2 separate regions of the Homo sapiens genome follow, and region 2 is linked to region 1. The links are chromatin loops, found by intact Hi-C in ENCODE. Cell type or tissue: endothelial cell of umbilical vein. All regions are shown on one strand.

Evidence for each region. Hi-C counts contacts between places; a loop is a spot of excess contacts. Peaks named below come from ENCODE experiments on the same cell type or tissue, not always from the same donor. Only the 100,000 strongest peaks of a DNase experiment are listed, where the experiment ranks them.
Region 2: a loop joins it to region 1, with 10 times the contacts of the local background. A loop is called at or near these places in 11 of 110 quality-filtered maps.

The regions. Positions count from the first base shown.
Region 1 is chr18:35,405,833-35,410,832 of GRCh38, reverse strand. LOC105372063 (a long non-coding RNA gene) reads left to right here and starts at 1,759. Exons shown (of 3, transcript XR_935376.3): 1 at 1,759-2,160. In endothelial cell of umbilical vein, a CTCF peak has its summit at 2,771 (motif pointing left); a DNase peak (open chromatin) is centred at 2,742; H3K27ac peaks cover 298 bases.
Region 2 is chr18:35,229,076-35,234,075 of GRCh38, reverse strand. No RefSeq gene overlaps it. Among named protein-coding and RNA genes, the nearest start is that of ZNF397, 9.5 kb to the left of the region's middle. In endothelial cell of umbilical vein, a CTCF peak has its summit at 2,919 (motif pointing left); a DNase peak (open chromatin) is centred at 2,885.

The DNA of each region.
Region 1 (5,000 bases):
GGGCCAACGTCTCACTTTCTTCCTCATTGGGCTAGCCCCACTTGCTTTCCAATGACCTTACCTACTTTGCATACTTTGTCTTCACTGGGGCGAAACGTCAGCACTGGTTAACCAGAACCATCAACCCCATCAGACCTGAGGAGCAGGTGCTGAGGGACAGCAACGTCACAGCCAGGAAGACCCTTCCGAAATGTCAGATGAGCAGCAGCCCTACCCTGCAGGCTCACCACAATCCTTGGACAAGTTCACACTCCTCCCCTAAATGGTCTACTTCCACCCTCCCCTTTCTCAAATCCTCTCTCCCACCCACCTCAAGCTCTGCAGAGACCCACTGTTCCTGGAGAAAGGTAGAAGCAAAGTCCCTCACTCCTAGGGGTGGTGCTGGAACCCTCTTGGGCTCAGGATCTTGAACCACAATAAAGCCCAAAGCCATTGCCACCCCTCCTAGCCACCCCATGAACTCTAAACCTCAGCATGCGTTGCCAGCCTGGCCTTTATGTGGAGCAAAGGGGCTTCATGGAAAGTGATGAGAAAGCATCATTCATTTCCCCTACAGTGGGGTTAGTTCTTCCCTTTTCCCTCCTCTGCATGGCAGGCACCCACTGCAGACCAGCCACCTGCAGGGAGACGCGTCCTGATACATTTCTCTCTTTTCTTCTCCAAGCTCTTTTGTTTCTTCAGCTCCACCCTTTGCTGTGGGTTTTGGCCACACCCAGGGTGGAGCTAAGGAGGGTGGGGCAGCAGGATTCTCACATAACTTGGAACTTTGTGATGATCTGGAATCAGCCCTCTCTGAAGCAAGTTCTTTCCTCCCTGTAAGGAACTTCGTAGGTTTTTTTCAGAGACTCCTTAGTCTCTGGGGCTCTCTTTCCAGCTGGTCACTCAAGACACCTTCCTGAGCCTTTATATGATGAAGGAGCCTCAGACTTACTGTGCTGCGGAGTTTTGCTCTTCAGGCAGCTCTCTTGGGTGGGATATCAAATGACCCCAGCCAGCTTTCTCAGTGGAGCCGCCCAAATCAGGTCCTTGGGAAACACTCCCACGTTCCCTTTGCCCCTCAAGGTATCATGCAGGCCCCTCCCAGCAACCCTCTCAAAAACCTTCTCACCACTAGCCTTTTCTCAGCCTTTGAAACCTCTTTCTAGGTCAAAGATAGGAGGCCAGCTAGGGTCACAAAACCAGTCTTTGGCAGCCTCCTTCATAAGGGAGTCTCGAGCATGACTTGGGAATCAGCCCGTATCTATCCTTCAGCACCCTTTCAAAATCCTGCAGTGCCTGGTTGTGTGCGCGATGAAGTTTAGTGCTTCATGGCTGCTGTGCTTCTAAAGCAGGAAGGCAGCAGAAAGCAAGGAAACACTCATCCTAAAGGGGAATACACAACCTGATAATTTAACATTAGCAAAGGTTCGACCCACTCCTCAGGCCCAGAAAGGCTGCCCCATTGCAGGCTGTATGGGATTTTACACCACAATAGAAATGAATATATTTGTATACACCAGGTGTATACAAATAACACCCGTATGGTGCCCCCTGGCTCATATTAATGTCTAGAAACCTGCATGTGAGAAGAGGTGGTGATGATGACTGTGGTTTGGCTGGGCTGTGCACCCCACTTGCCTGGGGAGAGCTTTCCAGATGGTGAAGCCCCTGCACCCATCAATCAAGGTGCAGTCTGAGAACAGAAACCACTTGTTCTTTCAAGCAGAGAAGGATTCAGGGCAAAGAACTATTTACCAAGGTATTGCAATGGCTGGTGGGTGTGGCTGGAGGGGTGCCAGAGGGGGAAAATAGAGGAGGGTTAACTAGAGATGAAGAAGTCATTACCGACCCGGCTGGCCCCAAGCCTACACCAGCTACCCGTTGCCCCGGGAGCCAGAGGCTGCTGCTGTGGCCAGCATGGACAGCACTAAACCAAAGCCGCCTCTGTTCTCCACTGCTGGCAGGACCAAGCTGAGACCAGGACCAAAACTGTGGGATGTGTTGGCCACATACTTCCAGCCCCACAGCACACAGCAGGCATGGAGGGCGGGTACAGGGCCCAGCAGGACAGAAAATCTGCTGGAGCAGATTCCTGGGAACAGCGTGTCCCTCCTCTTCAGAGGTCTCCTCTTCTTTTCTGAAGCTTTACAGATAGATTATAGAAAATGACCAGCATGCATGGTAAGTCATTGACAAACTCAGAAAAAAGATCTTGGAGGAGACTCTTGGAGGTCACTCAGTCCCCCCTTGGCAATCCCTCTAGAGTTTCACAGATAAGGAATTAATAGTAAAAATAATAATAGTTACTTTTTTTACATATAAAATATATGTAATTTTATATGTAAAAATTTACATATAAAATATTTCTTAGACACTTAGGGAACTCTACCTCATTTATTTCCCAGGACAATCCTATGAGGTGATTACTCTAATTGCCTTTATGTTACAGATGAGGAAACTGAGACTCCAAGAGGCCAACTCACTTGCCTCAGATGCCCTGGCCAGGAGGGGACAGCCTCAGCAGGACAGTCCATGCTAGATGACCCCTGGTCTGGCATGATTTCCATTACGCCAGTGCATTGCATAGCAGACAAGCTCAATCGGAAATGCTCTCCTAGACCCAGGCTTAGGGTCTGAAAGGTGGTTACAGACCATTACAGACCACTTTTCCACTTTTCAAGTTGAAAAGAGCCATTGCTTTGAAAATACTTGTGGATTAGATTGAAATGCCAACGGCAGAGTATGAAGACCAGGCCACAAAAGGAAAGGTTCATTCACCTTGCGCCCTCTTGTGGAGAAGAAGGCAAAGAATACTATAATACTACCTCAGAAAACGGGAATTTAGTTCATCCTCTTCCTCTAACATACAGTTGCAATACAATGTAATGATATGTCTTCATCATAGTATGATTTTGCAAATTTTTTCACAAATGAACCAGGTAGATTGTATTGTATAATTATTTTTCCTTGTCTGGAAACATCCTTCTGTGTTTTTGCTCCTGAAAAATCATAACCTTGCTTTATTTTTTTGCTTAGTTTTCTAGGTACTTATCAAAATTAATGCTTAAAATCTCTACTGAAGCTGTATGGTCCTCTCAATATTGTTAAACAAGTCTGAATTCTCCAATAATTCTCCTTCTGAAAAATTACTGGAGTTATTCTCAGTGCTACTGCTCAAATTGAGACTACTTTTTCATTTGTTGCACAGCTAACATCCTGGAATTCCACATTTGCATGTCTTTTGATAAATAAAAATCCCAATTTTTAATAAGCTGAATTTATCATTTTTTCTTTCCCTTTGAGATTAGAGTTTTAGTGTCATATTTCTAAAATCTCTCCCTATCCCAATATCTTGAAAATGTTTTTATATTATATTCCATCATCTTTAATATTTTGCTTTTTACAATTAGGTTTATAATTAACTTGAAAATGATTTTGTGTATGGTATGAAGTAGGGGTCAATTTTATTTTCCATTTTCCATTTAGATAATTGATTCAGCATCATTTATTGAAAAAAAAACTTTCTCCCACTCTTCTGCAAAGATCTTTGTGTCACATGTCAAGCCACCCATGTATGTATGAATCTTTTCCTGGTACCTTTAATTTCTTCCATTGGTATGTTTATTTGTCTTACATTAACACCATACTTTTTTAGTTATTACAACCTTTTAATGAATCAATGAATCTTCTTTTTTTTTTTTTTTTTTTTTTTTGAGATAACAGGGTCTCACTCTTTTGCCCAAGCTGGAGTGCAATGGCACAAATATGGCTCAACCTCCTGGGCTTAAGCAGTCCTCCGGCCTCAACCTCCCACGTAGCTGGGACCACAGGTGCATGCCACCATGTCTGGCTAATTTTTAAAAACTTTTTTTAGAGACAGGGTCTCTCTTTGTTGCCCACGCCTGTTTAAAACTCCTGGGCTCAAGCAATCCTCCTGCCTCAGCCTTCCAAAGTACTAGGATTGCAAGCGTGAGTCACCACGCCTGGCCCGTTTAATGAATCTTGATAACCAGTAGAGCAAGTCTTATCACCTACATTCTCCTTTCAAGAGTGTCTTTGCTCTTCTTAACTCTGTATTTCCATATAAATGTTAGTATTCATTTTTCAATTTCCATAAAAAGTGTTTCAATTTTTATTGGGATTACATTAAGTCTACAAGTTAATTTGGGAAAAATTGCCATTTTTACAATATTAGGTTACGATAGGTTACAATTAAGGTATAATCAGTCCATGAATATGGAATTCACTCCAGTTATTTAGGTCTTCTTTAATGTGTTTCAGTAAATTTTTTTTACTGGTTTCTCAATAATTTTATCCATAAATATTGTTTTATAGGCTCTGTTCATTTTTTTAATTGTGTTAAAATATACATGACATAAAATTTACAATCTTAACTATTTTTAAATGCACAGTTTAGTAGTGTCAACTACATTCACATTGTGCAAACAATCTCCAGTACTCCTGTAATTCTGCAAAAGTGAAACCTTATACCCATTAAACAACTGCCCATTGCCACCTCCCCCTCCGCCCAGTCCCTGGCAATCACCATTCTACTTTCTGTCTCTATGAATTTGACTACTCTAGGTACCTCATATAAGAAGAATAATTCAGTGTTTGTATTTTTTGTGATTGGCTTTTTTTCCCTTGGCATCATGTCCTCAGGATCACCCATGGTGTACCATGTGTCAGAATTTTCTTCCTTTTGAAGGTTGAATAATAGTCCATTATACTAAATACCATAGGTTGTTTATCTACTCATCCATTGATAGACATGTGTGTTGCTTCCTCCTTTTGGCTATTGTGAATAATGCTGGCTATTGTGAATAATGCTGCTACTAACATGGGTGTCCAGATATTTCTTCAAGATCCTGCTTTCAATTCTTTTGGGTATATACCCAGAAGTGGAATTGCTGGATCATATGGTAATTTTATTTTTAGTTTTTTGAGGAACCACTGTTTTCCATAGCAGTTGCACCATTTTACTTTTCTATCAATAATGCACAAGAGTTCCAGTTTCTCCA
Region 2 (5,000 bases), 180 kb after region 1:
CCCCAAATTTCTACTTCCAACCCTGACTTGTCTACCAAGCCCTAAATCTTAATATCCAATTTGTGTGAGCGTCTGTTCTGGACAATTCACCAATGCCTCGACATTCACACAGCCAAATCCAATTCGACTACCTTCCTCTATCTTAAATTTTATTATTAATCATGTTATTATTATGAATTATTAAAATAGAATAATTATCTTACTTTCTTAACTTTCCTTTTTGCCTCACACTGTCAAGACTAAGTAGAAATTTTAGGGCCAGTGTAAGGGACCAGAAAAATTGGCCATTCTTTAACTGTGGTCCTATTAAAGCATCATTTGAAATAACTCAAATTTATCTTCTTTTTCTTACTGCTGTTTCAATTCCGGTCTTCGCTGTCTTTCTTGTAATAGCTTTTCAGTCCTTGTCTCCTATCTCTCCTCTTATTCCAATGCATCTTTCAGATTGCTGCCAGAGTCTTAATATGAATTTGATTATGTAATCATGCTATTTTATAAATATTTGCTGCTTTGCCATGTCCACTGAATATAAGGTACATACCCTTGACATACCATCCAACATCTTCCTTCTTCTGACCCATACTCATGTACACCCCACATACTCAGGCACTAAAGGTGATATGCCATTTCTGTTATCCTATTCTGTCCAACTTCCTTGAATTTGCTCCGAATATTATTATTATTATTTTGAGACGGAGTCTAGCTCTGTCGTCCATGCTGGAGTGCAGTGGAGCGATCTCTGCTCACTGCAAGCTCCGCCTCCCGGGTTCACGCCGTTCTTCTGGCTCAGCATCCCGAGTAGCTGGAACTACAGGCACCTGCCACCACGCCCGGCTAATTTTTTTGTATTTTTCAGTGGAGACGGGGTTTCACCGTGTTAGCCAGGATTGTCTCGATCTCCTGACCTCATGATCCGCCCACCTCGGCCTCCCAAAGTGCTGGGATTACAGGCGTGAGCCACTGCACCGGGCCTATTATTTTTAATAATCTTTTTGCTTTTGGTTGAAATTTTCAGCATCCTTCAGGCCACATTATGTTATTTTCCTTGTGAAACCTTCCTCAGCTCCCTAGGAAGGGCTCTGCTATGATATGCTCCTCTTGACTTATTTATTTGAGACAGGGTCTCACTCTGTTGCCCAGGCTATGTGCAGTGGCCTGATCTCTGCTTACTGCAATCTCTGCCTCACCAACTCAAGCAATCCTCCCACCTCAGCCTCCAGAGTAGCTGGGACTACAGGCGTGAGACACCACACCCAGCTAATAAGTGCGCGCGCGCGCGCGCGTGTGTGTGTGTGTGTGTGTGTGTGTGTGTGTGTGTGTATTTGGTAGAAATGGGGTTTGCCGTGTTGCCCAGGCTGGTATTGAACTCCTGGGATCCAATACCAAGCTCAAGGGATCCACCCATGTCTGCCTCCCAGAGTGCTGGGATTATAGGCGTGAGCCACTGCTCCTCTTAACTTATTTATGTTAGTCTTCTCAGGACCTGGCAAAGCACTTTGAGCACACTGTTAATTTCTTTTTAAAATTAAAATTACTCATATTTAGAAATTACCCTTAAAAGGAACTTTTCATTACCATTTAGTTCTTTATTTGTAAATCTCCTTTTTGATTTCTTAGAAAACCAAAGTAATATGATGGTCATAATCACTTTGACAAACATTTAAAAAATGTCTACACTGTTTACATACAATTGAGGTACAGAAAAATTTAATAATTGGTTCAATACTCATCAACTAAGTGAACTGTATAATAGAGCTAGAGTGATGTTTCCTGATTGTACTTCTTCAGTGCTGCACTGCCATAGAGCCATCAGTGAGGACTAGCTGAGATTATGAGAGCCAACCAAGTCTTCAAGTCTCATTTGAAGTATGAGGTCATAACCTGACTCCTACTTGACACATTTCTAAGCTTAGTGGCTAATATAATTTTAAACAAGTCTCAAGTAAATTATTTGAAGTTAGACAAGTCTAGCCAATGTTTAAATAGCAACTGATTTCTCAGTATCCTAGGAAACTGCATCAAAAGTAGGGACTCAAAGACTCTTTAAATAGAGGGAATGTCAGGATCTCTTCAAGCTTCAAAATCAAGGGTACTATTAATTAACAGTTTGTGTGGGTAAGCATGACAACATAGCAGAGTAAAATTAAGAATATACACAAATGAATGCCTTTTGCTAAAGAACAAATCTAACCAAATTGAACAAAATAAAAAAGTAATTATCTTTCTAATCTAACTTGCCTACGATTTTACCATAATTTTTACTACTGTATATTAGTCTATAAAAGGACCCCATACTAGTAACATCCTACAGTTATAGTAAAATATATGATATTGAATGTCAATCTATTTCATAGGATAAATTTTTCTGTTTTTACAGAATTTACTTGTACAAAGAATGAATACATTAGCCTAAAAATCCTCACTAGTTCTTATAGTTATTTGAGTGCATTACTATTATTAGTATCTATGTTAATAATATATATAAGGCGTTAGTATTATAAACAGTAAAAAATCACATATTAATCATGTTTATTAGACTGAAAAATCATTAAGTGTGCAGGTAATAAGTGTTCCAGATTACTTAAGCATTTTTCAATATTTCATGTTCCCAAGATTCTTTTAGCTCTTTCTTCTCTCCTCTCTGGCTTGACAGGAAACTTGCTATTTTGTGTTATATTCACCTATTATTATGCATTAACAAGCAGGTGATAATTAGTGGTGGTATTGAAACTAATTGTAAAATGATTGAAACCATAAGATGACCTCTACTGCTTTAGAAGTAGTTTGACTGGAGCCAGTAAATAGATTTTTGTTTACCCTGCATTCCACAGTCCAAGAGTTCTGGTGGCAGTTCGGCGACTGTTTTTCGTCACAAAGACTGTTGCAGGATTCGAGACATTGCCCTAGAACATGCTGCCCCCTGTTGGCCATTTAAAGCAGGGCACGTTCAGAAGGATCCTAGCGGAGCCTGCAGTGTAATTTCTCATTCCCAGTAACACATAATTTCTGGACATAGAAATTTGGATTTTAAATGTCTAAAGGCTTTATCAAATATTTTAATTATAAATAAAAATTATATAACATCCTAAGGAACCAAATAATCTTGAATACTTTCTACAAAATACTTGAATATAAAGATGCTGTAAAAGAATAAATTTTATGGCCGAGTGCAGTGGCTCACTCCTGTAATCCCAGCACTTTGGTAGGCCGAGGCCGGCGGATCACCTGAGGTCAGGAGTTCGAGACCAGCCTAGCTAAGATAGTGATACCCCGTTTCTACCAAAAATACAAAAAATTAGCCGGGCGTGGTGGCGAGCACCTGTAATCCCAGCTACTCGGGAGGCTGAGGCAGGAGAATTGCTTGAACCTGGGAGATGGAGGTTGCAGTGAGCCGAGGTTGCACCATTGCACTCCAGCTTGGGCAACAAGAGCGAAACTCCATCCAAACAAAAACAAAAAACAAACAAAAAAAACCAAATTTTATTATAGCTACTTTTGAGTTATATGAACAGAGAAAGAAAATTAGCCCTGAAGAATTTGTTTACTAGAATTTTACAGTGAATCTCCTAAGGCTGAATTTCTCGTAAACTTATTTAGTCTTATAAATTCAGCATCACTTATTAAGTGATGGTGTATGTGAAAACTAAATAACTTTGGCCTAAATGAAAATGTTGGGTATTTAAAATGTCATTAATATACAAAATATTACTATGTCTTAATTTTTAAATACTTAATTAAATTCAAAAAATGTTTATTGAGCATCAATGAGCCAGGCACTGTACTAGGTTCTGTGAATACCACAGTACCAGTTGACCCTTGAACAACTTGGGGGTTAGGGGAACTCATACACCTACATATAGGTAAAAAATCTGCATATCGGCCAGACACAGTGGCTCACACCTGTAATCCCAGCACTCTGGGAGGCTGAAGTGGGGGTATTGCTTGAGTCCAGGAGCTCAGGACCAGCCTGGGCAACATAACAAAACCCCATCTCTACTAAAAATATAAAAAATTAGCCAGGCGTGGTGGCACACACCTGAGTACCAGCTACTTGGGAGGCTGAGGTAGGAGAATCACCTGAGCCTCAGAGGTTGAGGCTGCAATGAGCTGAGATCACGCCACCACACTCCAGCCTGGGTGACAGAGAGAGAACCTGTCTCAAAAAAAAAAAAAAAAGCATATAATTTTTTTTTTTTTTTTTGAGACAGAATCTCACTCTGTTGTCCAGGCTGGAGTGCAGTGGCATACCATAGCTCACTGCAGGCTTGAACTCCTGGGCTCAAATGACCCCCCTGCCTCAGCTTCTGAGTAATTGGGATTATAGGTGTGTACCACCAGGCCAGACTGACATATACATATACATTTTTTGTGGGGAGAGTGATGGGGGAGTCTTGCTAAGTTGCTCAGGCTGGTCTTGATGTCTGGCCTCAAGTGCTCCTCATGCCTTGGTGTCAGCGTCCCAAAGTGCTGGGATTACAGGCATGAACCACAGTGCCCCAGCCCACAGTCGACTCCCCCCAAACTTAACTACTGATAGCCTACTGTTGGCTGCAAGCCTTGCCCATAACATAAACAGTTGATTAACATATATTTTGTATGTTATATGATTATATACTGTATTCTTATAATAAAGTAAGCTAGAGAAAAGAAAATGTTATTAAGAAAATCATAAGGAAGAGAAATATATTTACTATCCATTAAGTGGAAGTGGATCATCATAAAGGTCTTCAACCTTCTCATCTTCATGTTGAGTAGGCCGAGGAGTAGGAGGAAGTGGAGGGGTTGGTCTTGCTGTCTCAGGGATGGCAAAGGTTGAAGAAATCCACATATAAGCAGGCCCACAGAGTTCAAAAATTGTTTTTTGTTTAAGGGTCAACTGTAAATAAAAGACACATGGACTGGGCCTCTAGAATCCATCTAGGGTAAGACAGAGACATCAAGAGTATTCTAGAACAACAAAAGTAGGTAGAGTTTAGAGTGCTTGGGAAGAATTGAGGAAG